Regions from separate parts of the Homo sapiens genome. Here region 2 is linked to region 1. A link is a loop called in an ENCODE intact Hi-C map of the cell type or tissue named here. Cell type or tissue: endothelial cell of umbilical vein. All regions are shown on one strand. Links, peaks and the distances in the headings refer to the core of each region. The heading gives the core; the rest is flanking DNA.

Evidence for each region. Peaks named below come from ENCODE experiments on the same cell type or tissue, not always from the same donor. Only the 100,000 strongest peaks of a DNase experiment are listed, where the experiment ranks them.
Region 2: it touches region 1 in a loop (2.2-fold over the local background); 4 of 110 quality-filtered maps call a loop at or near these places.

What each region holds. Positions count from the first base shown.
Region 1 is chr5:37,709,066-37,724,671 of GRCh38, forward strand. WDR70 (WD repeat domain 70) reads left to right here. Exons shown (of 18, transcript NM_018034.4): 14 at 12,050-12,150; 15 at 13,790-13,869. Among named protein-coding and RNA genes, the nearest start is that of GDNF-AS1, 120 kb to the right of the region's middle. RefSeq lists a silencer at 8,522-8,816 and an enhancer at 14,967-15,606. In endothelial cell of umbilical vein, for the core only: no CTCF peak of the experiment used is centred there; a DNase peak (open chromatin) is centred at 8,676; H3K27ac peaks cover 1,790 bases.
Region 2 is chr5:37,661,384-37,676,989 of GRCh38, forward strand. All of the region lies in intron 10 of WDR70 (WD repeat domain 70), which reads left to right. Among named protein-coding and RNA genes, the nearest start is that of GDNF-AS1, 170 kb to the right of the region's middle. RefSeq lists a silencer at 4,384-4,678 and an enhancer at 7,144-7,438. In endothelial cell of umbilical vein, for the core only: no CTCF peak of the experiment used is centred there; DNase peaks (open chromatin) are centred at 4,758 and 7,298; H3K27ac peaks cover 1,111 bases.

The sequences.
Region 1 (15,606 bases), core at 4,401-12,400:
TACACAGGGAGAACTTGAGCTATCAGCACTGCAAATGCTAACTGAAAATAAACTTGAAAGACTACATTTGGCATTTGTCTGCCTTCTAAAATATAGTGAAACCTCCTTAATGTGAAACACAAGGAGATGGAAAAAATGGGCTTTGAATTAACCAGCTTTCCATTATCTGATTTTTATTATGGAGCAATCAGGCAGCTGGTTGACTAGGGAATAGCATTTGCTTTGAATTATGTATTATTTTGAATAACATGATATCAGCTTAATGAAATTTTACTGTAATTCACTTTTTTTAGGAGGATTAAACAATGCATATCCTAGAGGGAGCCTGAGTAACATATTTGTATTTAATAAAAATATTATATTTGCCCACAGCCAAGTGATAGGACAGTATACCTAACATAGGTGTGTGGAGCACTTGCTCACTGAGAACAGAAAGGTGGAGTTTCAGAGCACTGGTTGTTTCTTGGTCTTCCAAGATGTATGAATATTTGATAGGAAAACTGGGAGCAAGTAGAAAATGATGGAGTTTTAGTGTAAATTTGCCAGTACATGTTTCTTTCTCTGCCCCTATCTTTTTTCCAGGGTCAAGAGCCAACTTCTAGCATGGCTTATTAGGACAATGTTTTACTGTCAAGAAGTGCAGTGGTCACTCAGTACTGCTATCTCTAGGAGTATTTTCTTTAATCACTGAAGAAAAGAGATGCCAGTGGAATATGGTGAAAAACAATGTTGCATTTTTGCTGCCTTCATAATTTGGACTACAAGACCACCTTGAAAAACTTAAATCTTTTTGGGGAATTTCCTAAAGCAAGCAGCATACACATATAATTTAAATGGGAATTTGAATTCAGCTGGGCTCACCTACTAAGCCAGCATCAATAAGACTTGATTAAATTACTTCTTGGTTCTCATTCACCTAGAGGTATCATATTATGAAGGTTCCAGAGCAGTTGTTCTTCAGATTTGAAGAATACAGTTGAATGTTTATTTGTAGGCACATGAGAGTAAAGAGGAAAGATACCTCAGATTTCTTGGTGGTTTAACTGTTAATATCTACGATATCAAATCTTAACATGTTTTTAGTTAGGGAAGATGACAGGAACTAGTTTAGTGCTGATTCCTTTTTATTATTTTAAAAAATTATGATACTGTAAAATTGATCTTTTTAAGAAAGCATACGGTTCTGTGGTTTTTAACACATGTATGGATTCATGTAATCACTATCAACACAATCAGTATACAGAAGAGTACCCCCTAAAAACTCCTTTTTGCTATCCCTCTATAGTCACACACACACCCCCTCTTCCACCCCCAACTCCTAAGCCCTGGCATTCACTGATGTGTTCTCCATAATTATTGTGTTGTGGTTTCAAGAATGTCATATAAATCAGCGGTCCCCAACTTTTTTGGCACCAGGGACTGGTTTCGTGGAAGACAATATTTCCACAGACAGGGCCAGGATTAGGGTGAGGCAAGTGAGATGCTTTCCTCAATCACAAAGTTTACAGGGACACTAAGACACTTAGTAATCAAGATAAGTAACATTTTAATGCAACAATATAAAAAATGCAAAAAATCTATGGTGAATAAAATACCAAATTTTAAAATAAAAATGGGATCAGTAACAGTGCTGTGCCAAGCTGTATTACAGCCTAAGGCAAAAGGAAAACTCAGTTGGACTGATCCCGTCTTTATTTAAAATGTTGATGTTTTGTTTGCCATAGATTTTTTGTTTTTATTTATTTATTATTATTATTATTGGTGGAGGCTAGAGTTGGGGAAATGGTAACTCACTTCTGCTTGACTGATACTTTGAATTATGGACTTCTTCCCAAATCCACCTACTACTGTTTACTTTTCAGAGTCCTCAGATAGGTCTCTGAAAAGTATGTAGGTCTCTGAAAAACCCTATGCCTTCTGTCCTGGTTTTTAAACAACATTCAGAGGGAGAGACTGAATGGAGTATGTTTCTACTGTCTACAATGGTGATGGAAAAAACAAAATGAAACAGTACAGATTATAGCAAATGTGCTTAGGAGGAAGCTTCTAAGTTAGCTGCACATTTGGAGGGACATTCATATGGTAGGAAATAAAATAATGTCATTGCTCCTAGAATGAGTCACCCCTCTTACTTGGGCAGTATGTTCCCTTGACATAACTGTGCCACAAGGCAGAGCTACTGGCTTTTGCTTAATTAGCTGCCATTGGTATTAAGCATACTTGGCCCAGTTTCTCAATATTATTTTCCAGAGCTCATTCCTCTTGCCTACCTGCACACTACGACGTAACTCTCCTGTATAAAAATTAGACTTAACAGATTTTACAACTTCCCTAAAGAGTTCATTTCTGTGTATGAAATCCCTTACCGTCAGATCATTTTTTTCTTTATTTTTAGCCTCACATTCTCATGTTTAGAGCCTACATCCTTTGCTCTGGTCCTCATGGAGTTGGAGAACAGCTGGTTAACATCCTCTGTTTCCTTGAAGATTATAAAGTTACTGTTCAGTCTTGTCTTTGTCTGAGGGAACCAAACTTAGTCTTTTGTTCTTTTTGTTTGTTAACATTTCCTTGTGGATCTTGTTTTCTCCACACCTCTGTTGTCTTTGATACTCTCTTCTCAGCCATTTCTAAACTCTCCAGTGACCAAATTGGAGTAAGGGTCTCCTCAGGGCTGATGGTGTCATGTGGGTGGTAAGGGCATCATCATATTACTAATGTTTATTAATGTAATACATGGCACATAGTAGATGCTTGGTGAAAATGTATTTATTAATTTTGCTTTACCTTTTATTACATTTTATTCTATTATATTCTTGTTGGGACTAACTGTAATGGCCTATTCCTTACCACCTTCTCAAGTTTTTATTTTTTGGTTAATAGTTTTTAAAAATCAATTTGGAATTTCAGTGCATATATTTTTTCTTTTTTTTTTTTTTTTTTTTCTTGAGACGGAGTCTCACTCGGTCACACAGGCTGGAGTGCAGTGGCACGATCTCGGCTTACTGCAACCTCTGCCACCTGGATTCAAGCAATTCTCCTGCCTCAGCCTTCTGAGTAGCTGGGATTACAGGCACCTGCCACCGCACCTGGCTAATTTTTGTAGTTTTAGTAGAGACGGAGTTTCACCATGTTGGCCAGGCTGGTCTTGAACTCCTGACCTTGTGATCCACCCGCCTCGGCCTCCCAAAGTGTTGGGATTACAGGCGAGAGCCACCGCACCCGGCCACATTTTCTTTTAGGATTGATAAAAGAAGTATACATTTATTTTAATTGTCTACTACTTTAAAACTTTAGATGATCCTTTTTTCAGATTCATTGCAAATAGCCAGGTTTTGGGTTCATTAGAGGAAACACAGATTTACTGCAGATGCTTAAAATACTGGTAATTTAAACTCTAGTGAATATAATTTGTTTTGGTTGTTACACTGTTAATGAATATGATATGTTTCCTGGATCTATTTTGTAAAATATACTCTGTGCTTTGAAGCAAAAGTTATTTGTTTGAATTTGACACTTTATTTTATCAGAAGTCTAATCATTACTCTTCATTAGAATAGGGGACAAATACTGATGTGATATAGTACTTATCACTTTGTTTTTCTCATCTTTATTATCTCTTTAAAAAAAAACTTTTTAATTTTATTTTTATTTTTTGAAACATAGTCTTTCTCTGTTGCCTAGGCTGGAGTGCAGTGGTGTGATCTCAGCTCACTGCAACCTCCACCTCCTGGGTTCGAGTGATTCTTGTGCCTCAGCCTCTCTAATAGCTGGGATTACAAGCGTGCACTACCATGCCCAGCTAATTTTTTTTTTCTTAGTAGAAACAGGGTTTCACCACGTTGGCCAGGCTGGTCTCCAACCCCCAATCTCAGGTGATCTACCCAGCTCAGTCTCCCAAGGCGATGAGTGAGCCATCGCGCCTGGCCTCATTCTCTCTTAAAATAATAACTTTATAAATTTTTTGTAACTAGCAGATTCTTGATTCAGATGCAGTTTTTTAGATTCTCTATTCTATGTTCTCTTCTTTGAAATAACGTTTACTGTAGGAATCCAGATTCAAACCCTGCAGTGAAGTGTCTTTTCCTATGACCACCTATTTAACAGTGATCTCATTTGGGAAGTTACAGGGTGAGATGAAGGGCCAATCACGTGCTGCCTTAGACTTCGCGAGCAAAAGAATGAGGATCAAAAGGAGGGCTTATCCAGTTTAATAGTTTATCCATTTCCTAGTATCATTTAACCCCATTACAAGCTATATTAAAAAACATCCACTCCTTAGTAGTGCCAGCATTTGCAAATGAAGATTTTTCTGCTTCTATTTCTAGTCCTTTGAAACAATAGAAATAGTCAGTGTATCCCTTTTGATTAAACAGGAACTTTTTTCCCCTTCTCTACACAAAAGTTTGATATTTTATTTAATAAATATTTAAATTTATTTAATAGGTATTTAAACTTGTGTAGACATGATTGCCATGAATGGCAAAGCTAGATAAGGAATCAGCCACTAGGTAGTACTTAATTTTATTATTATAATGTTATATTTACTTATTATTATTAGGTAATACTTATTCACTAGGGAGAAACATACTTCCTCTATAAAATATAAAAAAAGAGAACTTGATTTGTAGATGTTTAAAAATGTTCAGAATGATACTATTCTTTTCATAATGTGTAAACAAATAATACAGTAATGACTAGAGCTCCATTGTCTAACCCTAGCACCGTATCACATCCCACTGATGGACCAAGTGAAGGACTTTATGTCTTGTAGGATTTTCTGACAGTTTTTCTCCCTCAGCCTGAATCTGATGAATGATCTTTGGTAACAAGTTTTCCAGCTGTTCTATCAGAATTCTGGCCAAACTTTCACAATTATATATAGTGTGGGGAAGAACAAGTTCTATAATTAAAATGCATCCCGGGATAGTATTTTTCCTTTTTGGAAATGATAGATAGTGGTCTTGTAGGAGGATGGGTTGTGAGACCCCCAAAGGACTGAATAAAAGAGTATGATATTTAAAACATCTTTACCTGTACTATAGTAAGATAAATAATATTTTACATATCCTGCGTAGTTCGTCTATACAGGAAGATTCAGCTTTTCCTGTGTTTTCTTGGTTTTACATACTTAATGATTTCCAAGATCTGATTACATATATTTCTTATCTAGCAGTTAGAGATTTAAAAAGTTTCATGCATTACTGTTTTATTTATATAAACATAGGATTGATGGTCATTATCTTTATGCCTATCTCTGTTGATAAATGAAGAAATGTAAAGGAGCCCAGGTCTGTGTAGACCAAACATAGAAAAACCAGGTGGAGTTGGGTTTACACTGTGGGTCTTAAATGAAGAGAAATAGCCATATAGTGCTTCCCATGCCTTCTCACAACCTGGTCTCCATAATAAATGATAATATGTCATATAAACAGATAAGGCTCCTCTTCTCTAGAAATGACTAGCCCCAGTGCCCCAGGCTCCTCTTAGGCATGAGGGGCTCCATATCTTGATACACCTACCATATCTTGGTATCCCATTCTGTGCCCACCAGTGGGAAGCTCTGCTGCATCTAAGTGGATCCCATGAGGTGGGACCTCTGGGGTCATTTGCCTTGCAGGACGACCACCCACCTGGGTCACTCACCCTGTGGACTCCTGTTCCCAGTCTCCTGTTTGTTTCCTACTCACAGACTATCATTAATAAGAATAATTACCAGACTTTCTTCAGTCTTTACTTATGCCTTCTTTGCCTTCACAAATTCTTCTCAAGTAACAGGGTTGGAGCAAACTTTTACTGTTTTGAATTAGATGAACAAAATTGTATTTAATTTTACTTCCCAAGAGACCTTCCATTTTCTCTGAGAACTTTTTCTCATGATGAAATTCTTTAAGCAGGTTTATTATCAGATACAGATGGGATTCATTTAGTGCCAAGGATGACTACCAGGTTCCAGATTTTTGCTGCTTTAGTGGTTACCTTTATTTTATAGCACAGACTGTAAATGAGTTATTTTAGTAAAAGCATTTTCCATGAGTTTTCTGGGAATTAATTTGATAATTAGATGCCAGTTTTTAAAATGCATAATATATGCATCTGTATCAAATGTGTATGACAGGTGCAAAGCAACACTTTCCCTTACTTGGTTTTTCTGCAGCAGCCCCCACATTTATGAAAGTACTATGGCATTTTTTCTTTTCACCATTGCACTCCTATCTGGCCTATTAGAGAATTTTTCAGGATAGGGAAGGGAGAAGATTGAGAAGATTTCTGGCAAAAAAAAAAAAAAAAAAAAGACAGTTGCCACAAGTCTGGCCCATGGTAGAATTTCCTTGGAACTGGAGGAATGTGGAGGAGGGGAAAAGGAGAGGCATATGCTCACTTAGCAAGATGTGTAGAGAAAATGTCTGCCTTTAAACTTTTCCATTGAGGGGATATCTGTAGAGATCAGGAGGTGGTGATGAGTCTTAGTTATTGGAGACTGGGGCTTACTCACCATGTTTGCTTCCTGAACTTCAGAGGGATGAAGCCAAGTCTTGTGGCCCATGCATGTGGCAAGGCCATCCCAAGTTTGAGAAAAGCAAGGCTTTGGGAGAGAGTGGAGGGAACAAAGACAGGACAAATAGCCTGGAAAAGTTGAAACAATTCCCATTTTACTCTCATACTTCCCTGGCCCAATATTTTAATATAGAAAACAGTTTTTCTTTCTCTGTGAAGAATATCTTGGGCTTGTGGAAGTCTGAAGAAAGTTCTTTCTCCAGTATTTTTTTTGTTTTTATCTGTTTTCTTTTTATTTGTTTTGGGTTCACATCTTGATCTTCTTTCTTAGTGTCTGGAATCTGCACACACAAACACACACACACGCACACACACACACCCATTCAAATGTGTTGGATAGTCCCAAGGATGTCTGTAACTCTAAGACTGCCTCTATACAAGTCTGCAAAATTGTGTAACAGACTCCTTCACGGACAGGTGTCAGGCTTTTCATTTGAAAATTGTGAAAAATGCTTGTTCAGGGAATCACTGCATTAGCTTATCCATTCTTGTACTATATGACAAAAACCAAACGTGAAAAAACCAGATGGAGTTTGGTTTACAGTATGGGTCAGCAGCTGTGGAGGATCCGGAAATGGAGTTTCAACATAATCATGTTTAAGGTATAAAGTTATGAAGGCTGTTGGCTTTCTTTTAGCATGTAGAATAAGGGCGTTGTTTAGATATGTGCATTGCAGATCCCTAAGATGTTACGCAGGCATTGATTTCTTTTATAGTAACATTTGTGAACTGGGAACTAGTGGGCTTTTTAAAAAAATGATTTTAGTAATAACTCCTTTTTAATACAAACTTGCTAAGGTTTCTACTGGGTTAGGTGGGTTTGGATATGATTAAATGTCAGCTACCTTCTTTCTGCCCCATCTTTCCAAATAGGGCTTTGCATGGTTAAGTAGTAAGGGAATGAACAGTGGAGTTGGAGAAACCTGCTTATTGACCCAGCTCCTCTATGTGCGAGTTATTATGTGACCTTGGGAAAGTTACCACTCTCTACAGCCTCAGTTTCTTCATCTGTGAGATGGGATGAGATTATTAATTTTGTAGTATTTGTGAGGACTCAATTATATTAAATAATATAAAGTTCCAGTACCTAATAATTCCCTTTCTACCATGTCCTAAAATGTAAATCATTTCTCTCTTTGGTTTCCTTCTCCTCCTCCCCTTATTTGCTTCCCTGGTTCCTCTAAAAGTAAACAAAATAACCACAGAAATAAATTATTTGGAAATTTTTGTGGTCTTTTCACTTTTGCTAAGGGGTAATTCCAAAATTCCTATTTTGGAATTTTGACACTGCTAGCTCGACATCGTGCTCTCTTTCTCCCCGGCCTACCCCTCTCTTTTTTCTTTGGTCTCTGCAGAGAAGAAAAAAATCTCTCTGTTGAGCACATTAAGGTCTTGTAACTCCTTCTAGTCATGCTTATGGTCTCCTATTCCAGTTCTTGTCTCTTATTTTTGGGCAAATTTGTGGTTACCCTCCACTACCAAATTAAAGGGTTAAAATGAAAATGGGCTTTGGTTTAAAAGAATAAGCTTCATTTTGTGCTGAAATGTAAAGTTCAACTTTGGCAGCTAGAGGAAGCCATTAGTGAACCCACATGTTTTAGGAAATGAAGTAGATTAGTGTAAGAATAAAACACTTTGTCAATTTAATTAAGCAAATAAGTTTATTAAAATATGCAGACTAATTTCAGAACCTAGTTCTTTGCACTGCAGTGGCCTTCTGCCATTGGAATCTCATGATATAATGTGAGGGCTTTCTCTTTGATTCTGTAGATCTCATGTCTTGATGTTCCTTCCTGGTTCTCTGGTCCTTTTATTCAAATGTGCTCTCTATGCTTTATTTGCTGCATTTCTCAGTGACTCCTTAGGTCTGAATGTGTCACGCTCCCAGTAAAGAAGCACTTCTTCAAGAACAGGATGAAGAAAGTTTGGGGTGGTTGGTTGATCGAGGGATTGTACTCTTTCTAAGTATTTATAGCTCATCTGTCTTCTGATGTTGGTTCCTTAGGCTTCTAGCAGGCACGTGTCGCATTGTTGTTAAGCAAAGCCGGTATGTATGTTTGACAAGTTAGCAGCGTGGCAGCTCAGCTTGCTTCCCAGCCCTGCCGCAGTCTCAGGGATTGTTTGGTTTGGCAGGTAGCCAGCTCTCTGCTATAAGATGCATTTCCTTGACAGGATAAAATGTGGAGCCGCATTAGCTGCAAAGTTTACAAAGGTTAGCTAAACACACACAATAAATATTAATAAACAAAAAAGGCCCACCCACCTTTGGCTTTAAATTTTGTTTCTTCATTTCGTGTTTTAGAATCCTTGTAGTATTTGATTAATAACTGGTCTTAGGGTAATTGAGCCTTAAGTATCCTCTGCCTAAATCAGATTGCTCACTGGCCTCTCATTTGCTGCTTAGTGACTCATTGCCACAGTGCATGGGGCTCTGGAATGACTGTTTAGTTTAAGGGGTCTTATTTGCCTCTCCCTGTTTCGGCATGAAAGGAGGGTAAATATGCTTCTCTGTAAGAACATATACTAATCAGCTATATGTGTGTGTAAAGGCTCTGGAGGGTACAGGATGTGAACAGGAATAGAGGTGAGGTGTCCTTGGACTCCCTGGAAAGCAATTGGACCTTGGTCTGTTGGCTTGGGCAGTTGCCTCTCTCTAACATTTACACCCTCAGTGAAGAGGGAGAGAGTAACAGTAACCTGCTGCCCCTGGAAACTGCCTGTTTGGCTGGATGTCTTGGAATTTATCAGGCCTACATTGTGGATCTTTTCCAATTCTGCACCCTGCTCACTTGAAAACATATTTGAGAACTAGTAATCTTAGACTGCTGAGCCAGACCTCTAGAGAACCAAGAAAGAGAAATAACTCTAATACTGTGCCCTTAATATTGTCCTGGGCCATTTATGGGTGGCTGAGATTTCTGAAAGCCTTTGACAGCCGCTTTCATTATTCTGTGATTCATGTACATTCTCTCTCTCTAGGACCACATTAGGAGGAATCTAACCCTGCTACATTTGTAGGATACCTGAGTATAATAATGATATGAGGAAATCAAATTATTTCTCATGGAGTAATGATTTTAATTTGAAAATTGTCTCCAGCTCTACCTAGCAAAGCAATCCATTTAGGCATGGGTGAACTGTAGCTTTTAATTCATTCCTTTGGTGAACATTTTTTGAGCACCAGACACTAATCTAGGCACTTGGGATATGTTGCCAAACAAAACTGACTGAGATCTTTGCCCATGAAATATGTGTTCTAGTGGGGAAGGCAGACAATCAGCATCATTAATAAATAAGTTATATATTATATTAAAAGATGATACATGCTATAAAAAAAGAAAAGCAGACTAAGGGGAGTTCTGGGGCACAGTTTTAAATTGGGTGGTTTAGATAGCAATGACATTTAAGCAAAGACTAAAAGAGATGAGTCTTGGCTCAGATGGATTTCTTCTACATAGGGTTTCATAAACATGACTTCATGAAGTTATGTTTGTGACTCTCCTTATGTTTCCATATACCTGGCTGTGGCCATCTGGGAATTTCCAGTGGTCTATCTCAAATTAGTCTCAGTGGTGGAGCACCTAGAAGCTGCACTTTGTAGACCATGAGCTATTGATATACTTAATTACATCTTCCCAACCAGGAGCAATTTTATTAGGAGAAAATGTGACTTTTATATGTATGCATTATAAACTAGGTTTTACAAGCATAGGTACAAAGCAACAACAACCCCCCCCCCAAAAAATACCCAAACTATCAAATTAAATATATCTTATTTTTTCAAGTTTTTCTGTTAATATTTACTCACTATTATATTTGTTTTATCATCTTTTAGAACTTGCTAGCCTGGGTAGCAGGCACCATAGATTTGAGAAAAATTGTGGAAAGCAAGCCTAAAGTTGTGAAAACCTGCCCCTTTAACTTAATTTTCCCCCCAGCTGATGGGGAAAACACAGCCATTCTGATTTGATTTTCTCTGTACAATATCCCATTCCTCTTCAGTGGTACATAGGTTAAGAACCACTCTTCTAGAGTAAGTCTGTTAAATCAGATATGAATTAAATAAAAGTCTTGTAGACTCTTTTCAGCTTTCTCCTTAGTTCCTCTGGAATCTCAGGTAAGGGTTTGCAGCCATTTACCTATTTTTTTTTGGCCTATTTTTTTGCCATTCACATGGGAGTCAGAATTTTTATTTCTTTGTTTTTTTCTTTCTTTCTTTCTTTCTTTTTTTTTTTTTTAAGAGACAGAGTCTCACTCTGTCACCCAGGCTGGAATGCAGTGGCACAATCATAGCTCACTGAAGCCTCAAACTCCTAGGCTCAAGCAATCTTCCTGCCTCAGCCTCCTGAGTAGCTCGGACTACAGGCGCGTGCCACCATGCCCAGCTGGGAATCAATGTTCTATCAAAAAGGATCTGAGAGATTTCAAGATATTCTGTCTTAACAAAAGAGTGGAATGAGTAGAGACAAGGAACCAAAGAAATTCAGCCCAAAGTAGATTTAGGAGACGTAGTCATGATTTTCATTTTACCACTAGAACTATAAAATGCTAATATCTAATCATACCCTTTTCCCCTTTAGTCCCTATATATAGTTTGACAAGTGATAGATTATTAATAAACATTGAATTAATGCTTCCACTCATATCTTGTTCTATCAGAGTGAGTTCTATAGAACCTAGTACATGGGGTTTCTGTTTACTAACATTAGCTTCATCTTTTTTCCCTTTAATTCTGTCCACGCTATCCCTCCCACCTCTGCCCTCTTACCACAGACAAAAATTAAAAACAGGTTATAGTTCTCACTGAGAACTTGTGGTTCTTTTCAGCCCCAGAGCACCACTTATTTTCCTTACCAGTAATGAATTCATAGGATCATAACTTCCAGTGAACCTTCTCTTAAACAGCTTTTCATTTAGGTTAATGTCAAGTCTTTGTATTCTGTATCTCTGTTTTACTTCTGCTGTTGTCCTGCTGTTTTATCTCATAGATAGGGAGACATTATTAAATGCCTACAAATGTGCATTGTTTCTGAAAAAGCTTTATGAGATTTGGATCTTTGTGAACTAAAAACAATAACCACCTGGTCTCAATCTGCTGTCCAGAGGGACATATTGTATGTGTGTAAGAGCATGAAATTCGCTTCAGTGGTAAGTGTAACTGAGTTATGTGGATTTAGCATTCCATGATGCCAGCCTCACGTGGTAATGGACCTGGGAAACCTAATTTTGTGGTTTCAGGGCTGTCCAGAAAGGGAGATAATGTCAGGAAGAGAACATCTTTTTTATTTTTATGGAGTATCACCCAGATAATAAGTGATGGAATGGAATTTTACTTCAGGAACACAACTTTATGGTTTAAAAGAAAATGTCTGAAAGTTAGAGGTAAACCATCAGGATGATATTTGATATAGTAGACTAGCCATCAAAGTACCAGCAGGATTGTTTCCATTTTTATCTGGCCTCTTTAGTCAACCACTGCGCTTTTCCTTTGCAGAGTGTTGTTCGCTGCCTGTGGCATCCAAAGCTGAACCAGATCATGGTTGGAACTGGAAATGGATTGGCTAAAGTCTATTACGACCCCAACAAGAGTCAGAGGTATTTCATAAGTATTGCCTGTTTTAGATGGATGACAACAACTGGGGGGAGGGATTTCCCTCCCACCCCCGCTTTTATTTATTTCCCACTTTGATGGAGATCCACCCATTTAGAAAATGCAGCTGGAACAAAGTAAAGCCTCAAACTCCTGGTATTGTGCTTTAAAAAGGATTTGAATATTGCCCTTGATCCACACTGAATTCAAAGCGAAAGTTTCCTGGGAATTTGCAGTTGTTTAGCTGAAATGTTGAGTGCAAGGGGGAAAAACGTTCTGCCCACTTTGCATACCACCCTGGACAGAGGCATTAGCAGTGATACATGTAAGAGATTTAACAAAGCAGGGAACTAACCACTTACAGGAAATGGAATCAGCTTGTCCATTTTGCTTCTTTCTTTTTTGGCTTCTAGCAGTTTGGATGTTTGGCAAGATTATTCTCTGTCCGCAGAAAGGGACAGCACAGATACGTTTCCCCTCCACCCCCATGCCCACCCAAGTTTCAAACTTAAGCATACCACTGTATTTCAAAAGTCTGAAAACGTAACTAGAGGTTCAGTCATTTCCTCAGTTATTTCCGTTTTGCTTAGGCACAAAGATGGATATGTGTCATCACCCAGAAAAGATGGTTTTGTTTCTCTCTCTTAAAGTACAGTGACTGATAAGCTTTCTTTAGAGTAAGACTTGGTTAACTAGCATTAAAATTCACATGTGAAATTTACTGGGGTCCCATATAAACCTGTTTTAAGGTCCCACATCCTTTGAGGAAAGGAAAGCCAGCCTCTATTAATGAATATTCATTGGCCATAATTTTGCTCTGAATAGAAGCAGACAGCCCCATCTTCCTTCAGAGCTTCCTGGACTAGAGTTGGAATCCTGGCCTTATACAATAAAGTATATTTATGGTATTTGAAAACAAATAGGATTTTATTTGTTTTTTAAAAAAGAAATTAAAAATGCTAATGTACTTAGGATGGGAGTCTGTTTCACTTGAGAAAATGATGAGCCTCATTTGATAGCACCCATTTAGAAGGCACTTTCTGTGGAAGCTTTGCTTTAAGAAATTTACTTATTTGTATTTGCTTCTCTTGAAAAGGATAACTCTGTACTACTAAGGAGAAGTGCAATGTTCTAAGCACATTTTTGGTTAATCCCACACATTCTTGGGCCATAGCCCCTCGGCAACACTGCCAAGCCAACTCAGTTCCAGACACTTGTACTCTTGTATTTGAAAAGTGGACATATGCCATTTGGGGTGTAGACCACCCAGGTTGCTTTAGTCTGAGACATAAACTAAAATTTTAACCCTGTGACCTTTAGAGTGAAAAGGTTGGGTAATTTTATTATTTAAGATCTTAAAATTTCACATTATTCCTATAGGTTTTGTAAACTTGTGTCCTGTTGCCCTGTTACCTCTCCAACCCTCTTGCTTGTTAATAACCACTGACTGACAGACTTGCTTTTCCATAAGTTTAAGCTTTTATCACTGAGAGCCCATCTGTTGCCATCCCTCAGAAAGTCAAGTACTTGTGTAGATGGAGTGCATGCACAGAGTATGTTCCTGAAAGTATCTCATGTTTTCAACATGAAATTTTCTGTTTCTAAGACCAAGTAAAGAAAATAATTTGCTTTTACACCCGTTAGGGGAGCAAAATTATGTGTGGTTAAAACCCAGCGGAAGGCAAAACAAGCTGAGACTCTAACTCAGGACTACATCATCACCCGTAAGTCGTTAACATGCCTCTCAATCATGCATCTCTCTTCTACTCTCATGTGGTTTTGATTGCATAGCTTTAGAGACAGAGAAAGCCCTCAGAATTCAGGCATATATTACAAAATTGCCCATTCATGTGGATAGGACTACGAGTCATGTAACAGCTAACCTCTGTGGCTTCTGTGACTCATCACAGGGACAGGGTTATTTCATGCAGCTTTCAACCCAAAAGGGAAAAGCCTGTTCGAGTCCAATACATTACTTTATAGCAGTTTTTTCAAGAGTAACAGTCTATTCCAAGTGTGAACAAGAAAGAGTGCTGGTCTTGGAATCAGGAGGCCTGGGTTTGTCCAGTTCCACCACTGAGTGGCAATGTGATGTTGAACAACTTAACTTTTAATCAGGGAAGTGTGGCGACCAGAGGAAGGGTCTCTTCCAGCTTTCTCTGAAATTCTATGACCATGTGCTAGACTGATCCACAGGAATTTGTATATAAAATTAACTACCTGGGGTATGAGTAGAAAGCTTACTAGGGCAGAGTGGTTTCTCTCACGTATGTCACACAACCTCATTAATCTGGCAGATGTGTGTTCCCAGAGCCACAATCTCAAACCTGCAACAGGTGACAGCTAGGAAAGAAATAATGGATGCTACAGCGATTATCATTAGTGGATGGCCCTGTGGACTTTATCAGTGACTCAGTCTGGAGCCCAGGGGGCGCTGTACTGCTGGGTTTTCTCACTGGTGGTGGGTCTCATATGAGACCAAGTCCCTTGGAGCTTATGACCAGTAAAGAGATCCCATGACACTTTTTGCAAGAGTAGAAGTGTTAAAGTCAGTGTCATAACTAGTCTAGCTCATGTAATTACATGCGGCCTACTTAAATTCCTCCAGTCGTTTGAAGTGAAAAGCTATTTTCCCCCTCCTAAAAATACTGTTGTGTTGTGTTGCCCAACTGAGTGACGGGTGGCTATGTTTCTCAGCTCCCCTGACTCAAGGCAGGCATGTTTTACTGGTGAGTGATATGGTCTGGCCTCAGTTGGCAGTATAGGTAGAAGGTAGGAGGGGATACTGGAAGAGGTTTTGAGGTGTTATAGACATTTTATTGATATTATAAATTCCCTTTAACCTTTCCCTTCCTTCCCCTGGTCCCCCGGGAAAAGTTTCTTTTAAAGGGGGTTTAATCTGCACGTAAGAGTCAAAAGAAACTGCTAGTACTTTTCTGGGGCAAAAAAAGGGAGTTATTTAATACTTCCCCTAATAACTCTTTCCTTTTCCCCTAGAATATTATACTGTTTTCCTTTTTAAATTCTTATAATCTTTTATATTCTGAAATTTAATTTTGACATTGAGTAAACAGTAACAGCAATTGAACGCATATTACTTTGGTTTTTATTTTCTTATTTTGCTACCATATAGCAGGAGGGATAAGGCCCCATTAAGTCCCCATGCCAAGAGATTTAGGCACCTCTTGCATTCATGGCAACCTTTATCCCAGTTTCAGTGGGATAAGTGTTCCTCCCTTCCGGTTACTCAGTGTTGTCAACTCCTCCTGAGAGGTGGTCACATTTCAGAAACGTGTGAAGTGATTCCAGTGTTTATGAGACATCTGAGGAAACTTCAGGGCTGACAGCAAGCTGTTGGCATTATTCACATTTGGGTCCTGTAAGAAAAAATAAGAGGCAGTCCCAATATGTGTTTCTTTTCAAAACCACGGTAATTAAGTTTTAACTGCTACCCATGGTTT
Region 2 (15,606 bases), core at 4,219-12,218, 48 kb before region 1:
AGCCCTATATCGAAATGTAGTATCTGGCCTGTGGCCCTGGGCCAAAGCAGTGCCTGCCACCAGTGGATAGTGTGAAGGACTGCCTAGACAGAGCCAATTTATCAAGACAGAGGAATTGCAATGGAGAAAGAGTAATTCATGCAGAGCCAGCTGTGTGGGAGACTGGAGTTTTATTATTACTCAAATTAGTCTCTTCAAGCATTCGGGGATCAGAGTTTTTAAACATAAGATAGATATAAGTGGGGAGTGCTGATTGGTCAGGTTGGAGATAGAATCATAGAGGATGGAAGTGAGGTTTTCTTGTTGTCTTATGTTCCTGGGTAGGATCACAGAACTGGTTGAGCCAGATAACCAGTCTGGGTCGTGTTAGCTGATCCATCAAGTGCAGGGTCTGCAAAATATCTCAAGCACCGATCTTAGGTTTTGCAATAGTGATGTTATTCATAGTAATTAATAGTGATTTTATCCCCAGGAGCAATTTGGGGAGGTTCAGACTCTTGCAGCCAGAGGTTGCATGACCCTTAAACTGTAATTTCTAATCTTGTAACTAATTTGTTAGTACTGCAAAGGCAGAATGGTCCCCAGGCAAGAAGGGCTCTTTTCTGGAAAAGGCTATTATCTATTTTGTTTCAGAGTCAAACCATAAACTGAATTCCTTCCCAAGATTAGTTCACGCCCATGAATGAGCAAGGACAACTTAAAGGTTAGAAGCAAGAAGTCAGTTAGGTCTGATCTCTTTCACTGCCATAATTTCCTCGGTTATAATTTTTGCAAAGGTGGTTTCATTAGGAACAAAGTGCACTTATGAATAGCCTTTCAGAACATGACATACTGGTAAACAGCAAAGCTTCAGTGTTTTCCCTTTAAAACTCAGGTGAACAGGAGAGTTTAAGAGAAGATTCTGAGCTTGTGGAAGTAGCACAGTTTTACAGATAAGAAAATGTTTTCCAGGATAAAGGTAAATACTAAATACTTCAAGGAGTTTTTTTTTTAGATTTCAACTTAAGAAAGACTGATTTGTGTTCATCCCCAAAACACATTTGTCTGCCCAAAGGGGAAAACGACCTGACCTACCTTAATTAAAATGGGTTCAGTGCATCCCTGTGCTTGTATTTAATGATTTACTAATAAGTGAGTTACAACATCTTTTTTACTTCAGATTAAGACAGTTTGTTTCGTCATGTTACCTTAAGGCAGTCTCTTTCCTCCATCAGCCTGTTGTTGCAATGTGGAAATGAGGGGTGTTAGATCTTTTTGTTTATTAGGAAAAGCTGGAAATCCCTAATTTTTTGAATGCCTGTAAATTGTTGTAAATTCCTCTTCATTTCTTCCACCGTCTCTCTTACTCAAATTAAAAATAAATGATCCTAAGTATAGTTGGGAGTGTTAAAAAAGATAAATGAAAATACAATTTTATTTCTTGTTTTTCTCTGACAGTTACTACTTGGTTAATGATTGTTTTTATGGTTTTAGTTGAAAGGGCTACGTCAGTAGGATCATCAAATCTGAGAGGTTTTTAACAAGGAAAAAGTGTTATTAAAATACTGAGACTATGAATTACAGTGTAATCTTCTTGAAGGCAGAGATTATGTTTTACATCTGTTCCCACAAGCACAGCACAATGCCAGGGACCCAGAAAGCAACCAATAAACATTTGCTTCAAATTGATTTTCTCAAGTGAGTAAATTGGAACTCCTGCTTTTTTGAAACAATACAGTCCTCATAATAAACAAAATATTTATACTCATTTTTTGTTATTATGAGGGCACTTTCTTTAACAAAGTGATTTTAAAAAGGGAAAATGGTTTTAGTTTTGTAATAGAGCATTACAAAAGTTAAAGTTGCATTATACTGACTGCGGTTTTGACTTTTGAGCCAAAAATGCAAATTTAAACCAGTTAACTCCAGAACATAGTACTCGGAGAAAAGGCAAAGGATTATTTGATTTCTGTAATACATATTTTACCAAGATTTTAAACTGTGCTTTATTTTCTGTTTTCTACTCGACTATCCCAGTAATATGATTTCCTTGCTTCCTTGCTCTGGCTCTTAAGTCCGACCTGAAAAAAAGCCCACAGTTTTGCAGGGTAGTGCCATTCCAGATTTATGATTTTTATTTTCTTTTGGGCCTTCCTGGCCTTGGCAGTCTCTTTTTTTCTATGTCCAGTTAATTCTTGTCATTCATCTCATTGGGTGTTTTCAAACTTCCCCAACTCTTCTCTGGTTTACGTTACAACCCCCATTTCCTACTCAATTATCTCCTCTCATTTACTTGGAAAAATAGGGACAATAGGCCGGACTTCTGGTAGACTTTGTGCCCTTGTATGTATCTCTGTGCGCATACTGCTGTGGTCTCTCAGCCTCCTTCCCTGCAGTCGCCAAGGAAGAGGTCTTTCTCTTGTAGTTCCCCACTAATCCTTCCACCTGCGTGCCTGATTATGTCCTTCCTGCTTCCTTTGAGCCCTAATTCTATCAGTTACTCCCTTTCCTGTATTTTTATCCTTTTCATCCCTACTGGCTCCTAGAAAATATGCTCAAGTTTCTGCTTTTTATTTATTTTATTTAACAAAAGCTTTCTCCAACTCTAACTTTTTTTATTGCCAGGTTTCTACCCAGAGTAGACTATATTTGCAACATCCACTTCACAAATTAGCTGGAACTGCCCATACCAAAGCCACCGACTGCAATTTAAATTGCTGTCTTACCTACTCCTCCATTAATGACACAGCTCAAGCCCTCACCTAGAACACTGCAGATGTTTCTTGACTCATCCTCCCTGTCTTCAGTCTTCCTTTTTCCAATTCATCTTTCCCACCACTGCAGGGTGATCTTTTAAAATACTCTTATGACAATATTACTCCTCTGTCCTTAAATCCCTTCAAAAAATCAACATTACCCACAAGTTGAAAAATTAAACTCCATAGAAGGGCATATGAAGCCACTAATGGTTTGATCTCTGGCTCTCCAGTTTTATCTGCTCCTGGTCTGTTATTGAGTCCTACCTATAGATCCAAAAGTAAGGTGCTATTTCACACTTCTAAGACTTTTCTATTCAGTGTCCTCTAGTGGAGTAGTATTTCCTTGTATCCCTAGAGATCTCCTCCTTAACTTTCAAAGACTGTGATCCAGCATCCTCACCAGGCTTTACCTGACTTCTTTTCCCATCTTCTATTCCTTCTGAACCTATTAATATTATACTACCATGATAAAGTTGACCTTTTCTTGGTGTTTTTACTATACAGTTTATGGATATTGCCATTTTTTTGTACAATTTATTGTAGATATTTGTTTTGAATGTTTGCCTCCCTTTCTAGACAGATCTCATTGTTGGGTAAGGAGCCATTTAACCGATCTTGACATCTGCCACACCTGGCATAGTGCCTTGCACATAACAAGGGCTCCTAAATGTTTGTAGAATGAGTGAATTTTAGCAAATATTAATTGGTTGTTCTTCTATAAGATCAGCATTATACTTTTAAATTTAGATAATAAGTTTTGGATTGGATGTGTTTAGTATCACTGAACTTAGTGCTGGATGCTGTGTCATACAGTTTCAAGGCAATCTAAAGAATAGGGAAGATAAATTTGTAGCTAGTGACTTAATAAGATGGTCTGTACGAATATGTAGGTCTTTTGTTCATATTGTCAAGTGTACCAGCTCATCCATGCATTCCTTTTTTAGTCAAATTGTACTAAACAGAGAAAAGATTTCCTGAGATGTATGATCCTTTTTCTCCTTGGCTTCTAATCTATCTTTCCTTCATTGCCATATAGCTGCCAGAGGACTTCATATACAATGAAAATCTGATGATTTACTTTTCTCTTTATACCTCTTCAGTTCTTCTTTCCATTCACCTATATTCTCATCACTTTGTCTCCTACTTTACCAAATTTGAAGTCTTGTTATTGAGTAGACTTCTTTTGAGAGTTTGTGGTCACTTACAGAACTGCTCTGCATCCCCTTTGTACCTGCAGCTGATAACACTCACTATTCCCTACTCCAAGCATGTGGGTTCAACAGGATAAACATAACAGCACATTGGTAATGTTTATGTTAAATAAGCCAGTCTTGTCCAAGCATCTGCTGCACAGGCGCAGAAACAGATAAGTTGTTTCAGCAATTGGCTGCCAGGGGAACAGAAGGGTTGCCACAACAAAGTCAGCAAACAACCCCCAAAAGTCTCTAAGAAGTGTGAACTCATGCTGCTGGAAAATAAAAATCAGTCAAAAATTTGTACATTTTGATGCTTGACCTTGACTTTGTTTCTCACATCCCTATGTAGAGATAGGACTATTTTCTGCAGCAATTGGGTTATCTTTAGATGAGTACATTTCAGATTCACTCAGCTTTTGAAGGAAAGTGTATTTGAAATCTCCCTGTTCTCTGGAAAGTTGCTTTGTCGTATAGTTGGATTGTACTCCCTTTGGAAGCTTTGTCTTTTTGACTGACTTTGATAAGGTCAGCTCCAAGGAAACCCAGCATCCTCTTTTCCCTGGCGCCACTGGGCCCGCCACCCTCTCCTCTGCTTCCTCACCCTCCCTTCCTTACCACCTCTCTATCCGTCACTTGAACTGGCTGCCAGCGTTCACAGACAGCTGGGGAGAGAGTGGCTAAATCTGCCCAGCTGCCCGGGAAGCTTGGCAGCCAGGCTGAGGGAAGGAAGCATCGGCTCTCTTTGAAGGTCGGCTGCCAGTGAATCTCAGGCAGCTGGACTTCAAAGGGGGGCACCGCCGGGCTTTCCCTCCCGTCTAGGCAGGTCATTCCACGGCGCTGTGCTTCCGGTGTTGGCATGGTGGCTTTCCTCTTCAATTAAAAGCTGAATTGGGATCTGCACTTGTGTTCACACTTGTGTTTCTTATGTGACATAGACAGCCTAAGATCCCCAACTCCTGTTACCCCAGACTTAGGAGTTAAAGATAAAGAAGAAAAGGTGATATCATATAAAGGGCAACTAAGGAGATCTACAGCAGCGAGTGTGTTTTCCTTATTGCCAGTTAGTAACTGTGCTATTTGCCAAGTTTTAAATTACTTTAGGGACTCTTGGTGTGATCTTGAATAAAGGCCAATCAGCTTGTGCTTATGGACTCAGTTTAGCTATGGCCTGAGATTGGGTCTAGCAACGGATGATAATTTTATCTGTTTTCAGAAACTGTGGTAGTGCTAATAGAACCCACTATTCTACACCTAACTCTTGCTTTACTTCCCTACTTTTCACATTCAGATTCCGTTGGTGGTTGGTGACAGGACTGGCCTAGCAAGGGAAGAACAAGGGTGCTGCACAAACAGAGTCTAGGCTCACTTTAGTTGCAAATGAGGGTCAGAGCAGAGGTAGCCTGAAATCAGAGGAACCATGAGTACTATGTACCATGTATAGTGGTCGTTAAGTGTGCAGATCCTGGGACACACTGCTTGGGTTCAAATCCTGGCTCTGCCCCTTACTGGTCACATGTCTAGGGTAACTAACCTTACCTTTCTGCACCCCATACTCTCCCTGGAAAGTGGGGATAATAATAGTACTTATCTCTTAGGACAGTTGAGAAGATTCAAAGGGTTATTAGATTCCATGCACTTAGGACAATATCTAGCCCATAGTGAGTGTCCAATACATGTTTTTGCTATTACTATGTACCAGCCCCCATGACTGGATCTAGAGGGAGGTAACAAGTGACTGGTAGGTGATTTTTATTGCCTCTTCGTGGATGAAACACTACTAGCTTCTGCCTTAGATTGAATTTATACTAGACTTTTTTGAGAAATCTAAAATAATGCAAAAAGAATGCATTATATAATTTGAAGGAGAAAAAAAGTTATTTTATGCTGTCCATCTCACTCCTTGCACTGTCATCCCTGGGGATACAAGGAGGTGTCATTCACTGAGGGCCATTCATTTCACTCAGCCTCAGTTTTCTTGTTTGTAAAATGAGATAATAATTACACATACCCCAGGAGGCTTTCTTTTAATGATGAAATTGGAAAATGTATGTTTTACTGCACTGAATAGCAACATGTTCAGTAACTGTAGCTGTTGCTGTTATTATCATCATTATTATTATTTCCACCACCATTAATGTTGCCATTTAAAATTCTTACTGAATCACAGGAGGCCTTTAACTTAGCTAACAGTGATTTGACAAATAGAGGTCTTTTTCCTAAGGTTTTAGTTTTTTCCAGATAAAAGTGAGCTAATTGTGGGCCAAATTCAGCCTGTCCTCTTTTTTATAAATAAAGTTTTGCTGGATTGCATAGCCTTATCCATTTGTTTATGTATTAGCTATGGCTGCTTTCATGCTACAACAGGAGAAGTGAACAGTTGCAACAGAGTCTGTATGGTCCTCAAAGCCTAAAATATGTATTATAAGCCCCTTTCTAGAAAAAGTTTGCTAGACCTTGCTCTAGGTATATGTTTCTCCAGTGAGGTCCAGAGAATGTTAGTTCAATCCATGCTAGTCTGTACGATCTGAAAAAAAAAAAAAAAAAAAAAAAAAAAGGTTCTATAGTCAAATAAGCTTTAGAAATGTTAAGGAGGTTGATTTATTCTAGGACTACTACTTAAAAGACTTTGGCTTTTAATATACTCATGTTTATTGTGAATCTTCAAGACAAGGCCATGGTGTGCAAATAAACTCTAGTTTCGCAGGCTTACTTGGCTGTAGTCCCCTAATATGATGATGTTACAAAAACAAACAAAGCAAAACAAAACAAAACAAAAAACAATTCTCTAGGAACCCTTGCTCTTGGGCTTTCTCTCTGGAAGGACTTTCTTTCTAAATCATTCCTCTTGGTGATTTAGGTGATATCCTCATTTGGAGACCTACAGAATATCATATGAAATTCTGTGTTAGTTGTATCATTTTTTTCCCAGTAAAAATTATATTTTGCTTAGCATCAGAACAGTAAAATATACCAGATATTTAAGTCATCTAATCAGATAATATCTGCCTTTTTGAATGATTCTGTATGATGTCTGAAGATTATAAATTAGAGTCTCAAAGTCCAAGAAAGACAGGATGTTTCATTTCATGCCTTCTTGAAATTCTAAAAGCATGGGTCTTCTGTAGGACTTAAAATGTTTTTTTGCATTCAGATTTCTGAAGCATAAATTTAGAGTGCCTAAGTGATATACCAACTGGTCTCAACTAGGGTTTATAAGAAGAGAGATTAATGTGAAGGTAACTTGTGCATTAGCCATAAGGGGTTTGTTTTATAGACTAAAGTAAACACCTTCAATTTCAAGTTGCAAGCACACAGGGAGCCAGAAGATTCCAGAGCGGTGGCATCATATTCTGCCTGTGACTCACACATCTAAGTGGTTGAGCTTTCTCCCGCAGCTGCAGCTTCCAGCTGGTCATCAGTTAGAGTCCTAGGTAGTCACACACTGTGGTCACCTGGTTTGAGATGACCAAACAGGCATATAATTACAACATAGGCCAGTTATGAATGAAGGCTGGGTTATCTCTTTGCCAAACACAGATAAAAAATAAATGCTAAGTCATAGCTGTTTTCTGAAATCCCAGTGGTTGCAATAGTGAACCTGGACTGAAAGTAGAGAACCCTCCTGGAAGATTCCACCCTGGTTGTAAATGCACACTCTCTTTCTCATTTGTGAGCTTCCTCATTAATGGCATAGAGCATTCTTAGCCATTTTGGTGCCCTCCAAAATGCCTGGTTTATAGTTGGTGCAATAAATGTTTTATGAAAGAATATGAGGTCATACATGTTTTCCCCCTTTCCCAACTTGCAAATTATTTCAAGAAAATTCTGTATTTTCTTTTTATTTATATATCTCAGTGTTGTGTGTATAACAGGTTCTCAGTAAATGTTGTTGACATTGTAAATGTAGATTCCAAAAACTTCCTTATTTCACTTTTACATTATGGGGATGCTGAATGGACTTTTCAGAAATCTTTGTCAGATCCCACTGTCTTTTGTTTTTAAATTATTTCTTTAAAAGAAAGGAAGGAAGGAGAGAGGGAAGGGGGAAAACATCTTGACCTGGAACATAATTATCTTTTTTTTAAAAAAAAAAAAACATTTTGTTTTCTTTAGAGTCAGGGGTCTTGCTCTGTAGCCCAGGCTGGAGTGCAGTGGTGCAGTAATGGCTCACTACAGCCTCAAACTCCTGGACTGAAGCTATCCTCCTGGGCAATGAGTGAGGCAGTCCCAGATTCTCCTCTTACCACCTGTGTTGTCAGACCACTGCTGGTACCACTTGTGTTAGTCTGGGTCCTCTGAGAAGCAGACACCAAGACAGGATTAAATGTGTAAGAGATTTACTGGGGAGTACCTAGAAGGGAAATTGGGGAGGGAGCCAGAGAAGTCTGGAGAGAGTCAGACCATGATGTAGACCATGCGTTTGTGAAGGAGAGAGGAAAGAATGGAATATTGAATATCCATCAGCTGATGAATGGATAAATAAAATGTGGTACATCCATACAGTGAAATATTATTTGGCAATAAAAAGAAATGAAGTGCTGATACATACTGCAACATGGACGAACCTCAAAAACATTACGCTAAATGAAAGAAGCTGTCACAAAAGGCAGCATGTTTTATGATTTCATTTGTATGAAGTGTTCAGTTTAGGCAAATCTACACAGAAACTAAATTAGTGGTTGCTTAGGACTGAAATATTAAGAAAAAAAAGGGAGTGATTGTGATTGCTCATGTGTATGGGGTTTCCTTTTGGGGTAGTGCGAGGTTCTAAAATTGATTGTACTGGTGGCTGCGCAACTCTTGGAATATACTGAAAACGTTGAACTACATAGTTTAAGTGAGCAAAGTGCATGGTATGTGAATTGTGTCTCAATAAAAATCTTATATCAAAAGAAAAGAAAAAAAGGGGGAGTATATGCTGAAAGGATCTTGGACTACTGCACGATGCTAAGAAAGTTTTGGCCAAGCTAACTGGAATTCCATTTATCCTCCACACTCAGGCCTTGCAAAGCATACTCAGTGACAGAGGCAGCGAGAGTGTCAGTCATTTATGCTTTTCACGATGGGAGGTGTGAGAGGCTACATTTCTCATAAGCCAAAGCAAGTCGCGTGTCCATACCAAGATACAAAGTATAGAGAAACAGATGCCACATCTTGATAAAAAGAACAGCAAAATTATATTGTAAAGGGGTGTGCCACATTTTCAGTAACTCATTAAATTTTCCCAGCAGCTTATGAAGTGGGTACTATTACTATTCTCATTTAATAGTTGAAGAAACAGGCATAGGAAGATTAGCCCAAGATCATATAGATGTGACCTTGGAATCACAAGTAATTGTGACTACTTGTAAGTGGAAGAGCCAAGATTTGATCTCAGCAGTCTGGCTCTATAGTCTGTGCTCTTCATCATTATACCATACTTTCATATAGTATATTAATTTGAATGTCACAAAATCTATTAGAGATATTTTGTTATCCATTTTCCCTCACTGAAATGAAACCTTCACGGAATGGGGTCTTTATTTTGTTCACTGCTATATCGCCAGTGGCTGGGACAATATTTGGCATGTAAATATTAGTTGAATTTATATGGATTTGCAAAGCACCTTTATATGACAGTTCTATACTTGTATCCGCATTGTCCTTCCTACAGGTCTCTAAAATCAGAGAAACAGGAGAAAGTTATATTCAGTCTAGACCTGGATTTATTTTATTTTTTAAATCTTGGCATATTGGAGTACTTTAAATCCTGGTATAGTAAGTAACCCTAACATGTGATTGAAAACATAGAATTATTGGAATTGTTTGGTTACCACTAAGCTTGAAAACAGATTCCCAATGAGGAGAAAAAACAATTCTATTGAGAGGTCATAGGGATAGGTATGAGAGGACAGTCAAATGTTGGTACACCCAGTTTGTTAGGTAGCCTAGCGTTTGGCTCATCTTATTATTGGAATTTGTGTTTTGCAGCATAGTTGCATTTTAGGACCTTTCTGAGAAGAGGTACGCATGATAGACTTAATAAACCTGTAGTATTGACATAAGACAGGGAAATAGCAGATTAACTGTAACTCAGTCTTTTTGTGAGTGGGGGAGAAGGGCAGGGGTGGGAGGTTGCAAGGCATATTATTTTAAAGATTAATAAACTGAAAACTGGAAAAGTCTAGCAGCTTGGCCAGGATCAAACTTAAATGTAGTAAGCTAAAATTTTAGGTCAAGTAGTCCTAGCCCTAGGACTAGTAATCTTTCTATTAATATTTTCTCTATTTTCAGACAGTAATTCATTTAAATTCTTACCTTTGAAATAGTTTTTTCCACTGTTTCTATTTCTTATGAGAGGCATTTTGACCATTTTGAAGACTGTCTTTCTCCTGCATTGATAGATACACTAGAGTAATAGGCAGACATTGGTATCTAGGCAGCTACTGGATATAAACTGACTGACTTTTGGTACCACTGTAAAATGTTAAGATTATTGACAATTTCCAGAGGTGGCATATTTAGGGCTTTGTGGAACAGGCGTGGTGGCTCACACCTGTAATCACAATACTTTGCTGGTTTTTTGGGGGGGACTTTTCCTGTAGGGAAAAAGAGATCAGACTGTTACTGTGTCTATGTAGAAAAGGAAGACATAAGAAATTCCATTTTGATCTGTATTTGAACAATTGTTTTGCCTTGAGATGCTATTAATCTGTAACTTTAGCCCCAACCCTGTGCTCACAGAAACATGTGCTGTATGGAATCAAGGTTTAAGGGATCTAGGGCTGTGCAGGATGTGCCTTGTTAACAATATGTTTACAGGCAGTATGCTTGGTAAAAGTCATTGCCATTCTCCATTCTCAATTAACCAGGGTCACAGTGCACGGTGGAAAGCCGCAGGGACCTCTGCCCAAGAAAGCCTGGGTACTGTCCAAGGTTTCCCCCCACTGAGACAGCCTGAGATATGGCCTCGTGGGAAGGGAAAGACCTGACTGTCCCCCAGCCTGACACCCGTGAAGCGTCTGTGCTGAGGAGGATTAGTAAAAGAGGAAGTCCTCTTGTGGTTGAGATAAGAGGAAGGCCTCCGTCTCCTGCATGTCCCTGGGAACGAATGTCTAGGTGTAAAACCCGCTCGTACATTCGTTCTGTTCTGAGATAGGAGAAAACCACCCTGTGGCTGGAGGCGAGATATGCTGGCGGCAATGTTGCTCTGTTACTCTTTGCTACACTGAGATGTTTGGGTGGAGAGAAACATAAATCTGGCCTATGTGCACATCCAGGCATAGTACCTTCCCTTGAACTTATTTGTGACACAGATTCCTTTGCTCACATATTTTCCTGCTGACCTTCTCCCCACTCTTAGCCTGTTCTCCTGCCACATTCCCCTTGCCAAGATAGTGAAAATAGCAATCAGTAAATACTGAGGAAACTCAGAGACCAGTGCCGGTGCAGGTCCTCCATATGCTGAGCGCTGGTCTCCTGGGCCCACTGTTCTTGCTCTGTACTTTGTCTCTGTGTCTTATTTCTTTTCTCAGTCTCTCGTCCCACCTGATGGGAAATACCCACAGGTGTGGAGGGGCAGGCCACCCCTTCATCTTCTGACTTTTACTTCAGGTTCAGGGCTACATGTGCAGGTTTGTTATATAGGTAAACTTGTATCATGGAGGCGGGGGGGTTTGTTGTACAGATTATTTTTTCACCCAGGTATTAAGCCTAGTACCTATTAGTTGTTTTTCCTGATCCTCTCTCTCCTCCCACCCTCCACCCTCCCATAGGCCCCAGTGTGTGTTGTTCCCGTCTGCGTGTCCATGTGTTCTCATCATTTAGCTCCCACTTATAAGTGAGAACATGCAGTATTTGGTTTTCTGTTCCTGTGTTAGTTTGCTAAGCATAATGGCCTCCATCTCCATCCATGTTCCTGCAAAAGATGTGATCTCATTCTTCTTTAAGCTTTTGTAGTATTCCATGGTGTGTATGTACCACAGTTTCTTTATCCAGTCTACTATTGATGAGCTTTTAGGCTTATTCCATGTCTTTGCTATTGTGAACAGTGTTGCAGTGAACATATATATGCATGTGTTTTTATAATAGAACCATGTCTATTCCTTTGGGCATATACCCAGTAATGGGATTGCTGGGTCAAATGGTGGTTCTGTTTTTAGCCCTTTGAAGAATCAGCCACTGCTTTCCACAGTGGTTGAACTAATTTACACTCCCACCAACAGTGTATAAGCATTCCTTTTTCTCTGCAACTTCATGAGCGCCTGCTATTTTTTGACTTTTCTTACCCCCCCCCCACCCTTTTTTTTTCTTTCCAACTTTTATTTGAAGTTCAGGGGTACATGTGCAGGATGTGCAGGTTTGTTACATAGGTAAATATGTGCCATGGTTATTGGCTGCACAGATCATCCCAACACACAGATACTAAGTCCAGTGTTCATTAGCTATTCTTCCCGATTCTCTCCCTTCACCCATGCCCCCTAACAACAGGCCCCAGTGTGTGTTGTTTCCCCCTCCCCATGTGTCCATGTGTTCTCATCATTTAGCTCCCACTTGTGAGAACATGCAGTATTTGGTTTTCTGTTCCTGCGTTAGTTTGCTAAGGATAATGGCCTCCACCTCCATCCATGTCCTTGCAAAAGGACATTATCTTCTTCATTTTTATGGCTACACAGTATTCCATGGTGTGTATGTACCACGTTTTCTTTATCCAGTCTATCATTGATGGGCATTTAGGTTGATTCCATGTCTTTGTTATTGTGAATAGTGCTGGAATGAGCATATGCATGCATGTGTCTTTATAATAGAATGATTAATATTCCTTTAGATATGTACACAGTAATGGGATTGATGGGTCAAATGGTATTTCTTCCTGTAAGTCTTCGAGGAATTGCCACACTGTCTTCCACAATGGTTGAACTAATTTCCATTTTCTTTTTTTTTATTTTATTATTATTATACTTTAAGTTTTACATGTGCACAATGTGCAGGTTAGTTACATATGTATACATGTGCCATGCTGGTGTGCTGCACCCATTAACTCGTCATTTAGCATTAGGTATATCTCCTAATGCTATTCCCCCGCCTTCCCCAACCCCACAACAGTCCCCAGAGTGTGATGTTCCCCTTCCTGTGTCCATGTGTTCTCATTGTTCAATTCCCACCTATGAGTGAGAACATGCGGTGTTTCATTTTTTGTCCTTGTGATAGTTTACTGAGAATGATGATTTCCAATTTCATCCATGTCCCTACAAAGGACATGACCTCACCCTTTTTTATGGCTGCATAGTATTCCATGGTGTATATGTGCCACATTTTCTTAATCCAGTCTATCATCGTTGGACGTTTGGGTTGGTTCCAAGTCTTTGCTATTGTGAATAGTCCCGCAATAAACATACGTGTGCATGTGTCTTTATAGCAGCATGATTTATAATCCTTTGGGTATATACCCAGTAATGGGATGGCTGGGTCAAATGGTATTTCTAGTTCTAGATCCCTGAGGAATCGCCACACTGACTTCCACAATGGTTGAACTAGTTTACAGTCCCACCAACAGTGTAAAAGTGTTCCTATTTCTCTACATCCTCTCCAGCACCTGTTGTTTCCTGACTTTTTAATGATTGCCATTCTAACTGGTGTGAGATGGTATCTCATTGTGGTTTTGATTTGCATTTCTCTGATGGCTAGTGATGATGAGCATTTTTTCATGTGTTTTTTGGCTGCATAAATGTCTTCTTTTGAGAAGTGTCTGTTCATGTCCTTCGCCCACTTTTTGATGCGGTTGTTTGTTTTCTTCTTGTAAATTTGTTTGAGTTCATTGTAGATTCTGGATATTAGCCCTTTGTCAGAGGAGTAGGTTGTGAAAATTTTCTCCCATTTTGTAGGTTGCCTGTTCACTCTGATGGTAGTTTCTTTTGCTGTGCAGAAGCTCTTTAGTTTAATTAGATCCCATTTGTCAATTTTTGCTTTTGTTGCCATTGCTTTTGGTGTTTTAGACATGAAGTCCTTACCCATGCCTATGTCCTGAATGGTAATGCCTAGGTTTTCTTCTAGGGTTTTTATGGTTTTAGGTCTAACGTTTAAGTCTTTAATCCATCTTGAATTAATTTTTGTATAAGGTGTAAGGAAGGGATCCAGTTTCAGCTTTCTACATATGGCTAGCCAGTTTTCCCAGCACCATTTCTTAAGTAGGGAATCCTTTCCCCATTGCTTGTTTTTCTCAGGTTTGTCAAAGATCAGATAGTTGTAGATATGCAGCATTATTTCTGAGGGCTCTGTTCTGTTCCATTGATCTATATCTCTGTTTTGGTACCAGTACCATGCTGTTTTGGTTACTGTAGCCTTGTACTATAGTTTGAAGTCAGGTAGCGTGATGCCTCCAGCTTTGTTCTTTTGGCTTCGGATTGCCTTGGCGATGCGAGTTCTGTTTTGATTCCATATGAACTTCAAAGTAGTTTTTTCCAATTCTGTGAAGAAAGTCATTGGTAGCTTGATGGGGATGGCATTGAATCTATAAATTACCTTGGGCAGTATGGCCATTTTCACGATATTTATTCTTCCTACCCATGAGCATGGAATGTTCTTCCATTTGTTTGTATCCTCGTTTATTTCATGGAGCAGTGGTTTGTAGTTCTCCTTGAAGAGGTCCTTCACGTCCCTTGTAAGTTGGATTCCTAGGTATTTTATTCTCTTTGAAGCAATTGTGAATGGGAGTTCACTCATGATTTGGCTCTCTGTTTGTCTGTTATTGGTGTATAAGAATGCTTGTGATTTTTGTACATTGATTTTGTATCCTGAGACTTTGCTGAAGTTGCGCATCAGCTTAAGGAGATTTTGGGCTGAGACAATGGGGTTTTCTAAATATACAATCATGTCATCTGCAAACAGGGACAATTTGACATCCTCTTTTCCTAATTGAATACCCTTTATTTCCTTCTCCTGCCTAATTGCCCTGGCCAGAACTTCCAACACTATGTTGAATAGGAGTGGTGAGAGAGGGCATCCCTGTCTTGTGCCAGTTTTCAAAGGGAATGCTTCCAGTTTTTGTCCATTCAGGATGATATTGGCTGTGGGTTTGTCATAGATAGCTCTTATTATTTTGAAATACGTCCCATAAATACCTAATTTCTTGAGAGTTTTTAGCATGAAGGGTGTTGAATTTTGTCAAAGGCCTTTTCTGCATCTATTGAGATAATCATGTGGTTTTTGTCTTTGGTTCTGTTTATATGCTGGATTACATTTATTGATTTGCGTATATTGAACCAGCCTTGCATCCCAGGGATGAAGCCCACTTGATCATCGTGGATAAGCTTTTTGATGTGCTGCTGGATTCGGTTTGCCAGTATTTTATTGAGGATTTTTGCATCAATGTTCATCAAGGATATTGGTCTAAAATTCTCTTTTTTGGTTGTGTCTCTGCCAGGCTTTGGTATCAGGATGATGCTGGCCTCATAAAATGAGTTAGGGAGGATTCCCTCTTTTTCTATTGATTGGAATAGTTTCAGAAGGAATGGTACCCGTTCCTCCTTCTACCTCTGGTAGAATTTGGCTGTGAATCCATCTGGTCTTGGACTCTTTTTGGTTGGTAAGCTATTGATTATTGCAACAATTTCAGATCCTGTTATTGGTCTATTGAGAGATTCAGCTTCTTCCTGGTTTAGTCTTGGGAGGGTGTATGTGTCGAGGAATTTATC